Regions from separate parts of the Homo sapiens genome. Here region 1 is linked to region 2. A link is a loop called in an ENCODE intact Hi-C map of the cell type or tissue named here. Cell type or tissue: lower leg skin. All regions are shown on one strand.

Region 1 (2,500 bases), 270 kb before region 2:
AGAAATATAACTCCCAGTAGCCATTGTCTGATGTATTTAATTCTGCAAAAGGTTTAGCCTTCACAACTTTTCTCAGGCCCTGTCATGTGTGGTTATTTCCCTTTGCCTTGTCTTGTCAGCTAGAGGGCTGCGTTATGCAGAATAGTAACCATGACCCTCACTTGAGTCAAGCAAACCTAGTTCCCATTCAGGCTCTACCACTTGCCAGCTTTGTGACATTTGACAACTTATTTAATCTCTCTATGCATCACTTTCTATACCTCTGTAACTGAGGTTAATGATACCTACCACATAGCTTTGCTCTGTGGATTAAATAACATAATGTAAGAAAAACATTAACACAGAGTCTGCCACATAGTAGAAGCTCAATATGTTGAAGCTAAAATTATTTTTTTTACTTTTTAATCTTAATTTTACTATTTTATTGAGATTAAAAAGTACCACTTACCAACTTTGTGACATTTGGCAAGTTATTTAATCTCTCTATACCTCACTTTGCTCCTCTGCATTGAATGAAGAGTATGTAATGATAATGATGATAATGATAATGATGATGATGATGTACACATAGCCTTAATGGCTTAGAAATATTTTTCTCTTTTATTTCCTTTTTGGATGAAACTTAACTGGCCTCAAGATATAGAAGCCTCCCTGACTTTGCCTTTCCCTTCTCCCTTATCAGAATCACAAAGCCCTCTTTTGGCAAATATGCGTACTAAAGCAACACCAATTGATTTCCCTATCAACAGACTCCTTTTATAATCACAGTTGCTCTGCAGGCCAGGCAAGGCAGGTGATAAGACTGGTATTATACAGAGGCGAGAAGTGAGGCTCATAGCAGCTGAGTGAGTCTCCTGAGTGTCATGACGGGTGAGCGCAGGCCTGGCCAGGACCAAGGTCAGGAACCCCTTCCCCATTGCTCTTGCCCCTGAGCAGCATTGCTTAATGACTTATGTATGAGTCTTCAAACAAGGGCTCAGGACCAAACAGCCCTAGGAAATGGGGCTACGCTTTAGTATCTGAGGTGCAGGGATATCCCTGAAGTGGATGTTTGTGCAGGAGAAAACTGAATGACAATACTAAGAAATCATACACAGCTCAATTTATTAAGACATTAGGATGTGTGCCAGGTACCATTTTTGGAAGTTACATACCTTATTTCATGTATACAATTTACTTTTTATACTCACTAAGTGGCAGGTGCTCTACTTAGACTGTTCTTACAGATTAGAAAACTGAGGCTCAGAGCAGTTACGCAGTTTATCTAAGGTTACAACATGCATGGTGCCCGTACCCTTAACCTCAGAACACACTCCTGAACCTTTGCCCTGTTCTATGGCTAATAGATCACTTTCACTGGCAAGCAATGACACCTTCTCCTACACTGAGTTCGCATGAAAAAGGTATCCTAGTTGAGAAGGCAACCAGACATCTGTGACCACGTAAAAAGATGTACTGCCGTGGAATGCAGGCAACCTCTACAGCAGCCTGCTTTTCACACGTCTCTCCTCATAAGCATCTGTTTCTCATGTGCTAATGAGTCACTTGTCAGGAATAACTAGAAAAGAAGTGTGGGAATGGAGTGGATATTCCAAATGGAGTTTCCCTTTCTCCAGAGGGCAGTTGAAAGGCAACAGCTCTCTGTGGATATGAGAGTAAGCAGATGGGCACGTTTTCCAGTTACAGTTGATCGTTGAACAGTGTAGGAGTTAGGGTTGCTGATCCCCTGTGCAGTTGAAAAATCTGCATATAAGTTTTGATTCCCCCAAAACTTAAATACTGGTAGTTTACTGTTGACTGAAAGCCTTACTGATAACATAGTCAGTTAATGCATATTTTGTACTTATAATAAAGTAAGCTACAGAAAATGTTATTAAGAAAATCATAAATAAGAGAGCATATATTTACTATTTGTAATGTGGAAGTGGACCATCATAAAAGTCGTCATCCTCAGCATCTTCACACTGAGGAGGCTGAGGAGGAGGAGGATGAAGAGGGGGGTTGGTCTTCCTGTCTCAGGGGTGGCAGAGGCTGAAGAAAATCCATGCGTAAGTGGACCCAGACGGTTCAAACCCACGTTGTTCAAGGCTCAACTGTACAACATTTGAGTGGTTCCTCTCACCATGGTATGGTGACTGATAGACACAGGAAGGAGGAACTAGTCCAAGCTTTCCTTGGCAGGAGTCTAGCAGAGGACAGCACATCCCAACTGGAGTCTGGCTTATAAAGACATACCCTGGGTTTGAGTATTCCCAAGTCTGCATGATTCAAGCATATATTTTTAAGTTGGTATTTTCACTTTGGTAATAAATAAATAATAGGAGCAGATCTGGGGTCATCTGGTTGGCCACCTTATAAACTTACATTGCCTTGTGAATTCAGAGCTCACAGTTGCGTTCATGTACACACCGCTGTTGCTGGCTAACTTTATGCACTGTCTCTAACTGGAGGGTGCAAACCTCCAGCAGTCTGTAGGCCCATTCATGGGGATCTAAACATC
Region 2 (2,500 bases):
TGATCTCATGATATAAAATCAAATTTCTATCCTGAGTGTTACATCCCTCACTTAAAAGCTAAAAACTTTCAATGTTTTCAAGTCCAGGTCCTAATTTAATAGATAGAGTCAATTAAACCTCTCAAAATGTCACTTGGAGAATGGAATTCGCAAGATAACACTTCTTGCTGAAGCATAATACATCAGTATCAGAAATATAACTTGCACTAGTATTCAACATTTGTTTAAAAAATGCCATATTCTGAGGCTTTTCATTATGATAGCTGAGCTCGCTGCATTTTTTCCCCAAGAAAAGTAAAAAACGTGACAGAGAGAAGCACCCAGACTGTGCCAGGACATACTTACTCAAGAATGTCTTCTAAAAGAAAAGTGAAATGAATAGAAAAGTAAGTCTATGCCTCCAGATACCCCTACATCATGAAACCACAAAGCAATTCTGGCTCAAGACCACTCGTGAAGTATTTTGACATTTGCTCCTTCTCCGGAAAACAGAAAAGTATTTTTGAAGTTATAATACACTTCTGCAGTTCAACAAGGAATAACAGAATCTCATAGTTGAAAATATCATGAACAATTTGACCTGGGGCCAGGAAGATAGGAAATGTAAGGCAGGAATGGCCAATAAAGAGAAGCATCCTAGGCCCGGTGAGGAGTTGGTCCCCCAGAATTGGGCAGAAGGCTTGCAGCTAATTCAATCCAGCCTTGGCAGGCTCAGATAGCCAAGGACAGCATGAGCGTGTGCACAGCAGCTATTCTGCGTCATGAGAATGGTAGCATCACAGTCTCAAGTTGCTCTATTAAGTTTGAAGCACAACTCCAGTAGGATCAAATAAGCCAAATGTATGAGGAATCAGGGTCACAGACAGATTAGAACTCACTGCCAGGCTCCGTATCTGGTAGAGTTGCAGTAACAAGCTCAGAAAAGCAAGGCACAAATGAAGTCCTGATGACTTGAAATTCATGACCCACGTGAACAAGAAATGCCCATTGACATTATTCACTTTGGCACAAGGTAGCAAAACCACTTACAGCCCACACAGCTGGTGAGGATGGAGTTCCTGTTACACTGAGAGGCTAGAACTGAGGCAGGTATTGGGAATAGATGTAGTTGTGAGCAAGTCCTAAAATCAGGGAAACCCAGAGTAATAATAGCTAACATCTACTGAGGGTCTACTATGTGCCAGACTTTGCACTGGATCTTTATATGAATTATCTTTTACTATTATCATTACCACCACTAACTATGAAGCATTTACTGAACATATGTTATGTGCCAAGTATTTTTCTATGTATTTTATCTGCATTATCTAATTTAGTCCTTACAACAACTGTATGTGCTAAATATTTCGTATTTCAATTCTTACATAAAGAAATTCTGAAAAATAACTGACTAACTTGTCCCTGATTCAATACCTTGCTCCCAGGTCACACAGATGAACAAGTGACAGAGCTGGGATTTTAATCCAGGCATCCTGAATCTGGAGTCCCAATCACTGCCTCATGATCTCATTGAACCCCTAGGAGTAGCTCTTGCTATATGCAATTTACAGTTGATGAAATAGACTCATTGAGGCTGCATGATTTGCCAAGGACATCAAGAACCTTCTGGTGTCCTCATTTAATCAACCCAGAAGGATCTTGCCTTGGATCACCCATTAAGAAAGTGCCAAGGGCACAGTGAATTTGTGTGTTCCCATCTCAAAGGTAAGGATGGGCTACTTACACTAAACGGTTTCCTCATCTGCTGCACAAGTCTCTCAGTTTTTGCCTCTGGTTACCTCTTTCATTTTCTGGCCATCTCATAAAATCTAGAATACAACTTTTTTCTGTCATTCTTCCTTTCTTCTCTCTCTTCATTCCTAGCAAGTGAATCTCACCACATATAAATCTTAATCCAGAGAGATACTCCCTGAAACTCAGTGAAGTCAGCCTGGGAGGTTTCAGGAAGACAGTAAGGGCAAATGAATCTCTAAATTACTTGTATTAATCAAATTCCTCCTAAATTTCCTCACTTCATTGTTTTCCCACATGACCACACCGGCTTAGAGCCAGATCCTTTCCTTAGCACAATTCGTGACACCTGATAGTCTTAAGAGTTGCTTGATCTAAGACAATAAGTTACTGCTCTGCTGTAGAAAACCGGGTAGCATTTAACTGGTGGAAAGAAAAAGGGGTGGGCAGTAGTGAGCCGGAACTATTTATGAAGCTCCAAATTGGACTTGACATGGCTGGAAGAAGGCAGGAAGAAAAGAGGGCAGAAAGCACAGGAAGAAGAGTCACCATAGTTTTCATGTGAATAAATATTAGAGCAGCTCGCTAAGGACACAGGTGATTACTTCCGTCATTTCTCAGCATATAGACCAGCAGGTGCAGATAAGGAGCATGTCCCTGTGGGAGGCTCAAGGTGCTGCAGTGGAAGTACTAGCATTTTGCAAATAGCCCGGAGTATGCAGGATGCTGGGCATGCATCACCTCATGTCGTTCTCACAAGAGCACTGCC

What was found. A loop is a pair of places that touch in the nucleus more often than their neighbours do. Peaks named below come from ENCODE experiments on the same cell type or tissue, not always from the same donor. Only the 100,000 strongest peaks of a DNase experiment are listed, where the experiment ranks them.
Region 1: it touches region 2 in a loop (4-fold over the local background); 98 of 110 quality-filtered maps call a loop at or near these places.

Annotation. Positions count from the first base shown.
Region 1 is chr5:148,453,946-148,456,445 of GRCh38, forward strand. The region is part of intron 1 of LOC107986462 (a long non-coding RNA gene); the gene reads left to right. It also overlaps a transcript of HTR4 not described here. Among named protein-coding and RNA genes, the nearest start is that of FBXO38, 71 kb to the left of the region's middle. In lower leg skin, no CTCF peak of the experiment used is centred here; no DNase peak of the experiment used is centred here.
Region 2 is chr5:148,723,517-148,726,016 of GRCh38, forward strand. No RefSeq gene overlaps it. Among named protein-coding and RNA genes, the nearest start is that of HTR4, 70 kb to the left of the region's middle. In lower leg skin, no CTCF peak of the experiment used is centred here; no DNase peak of the experiment used is centred here.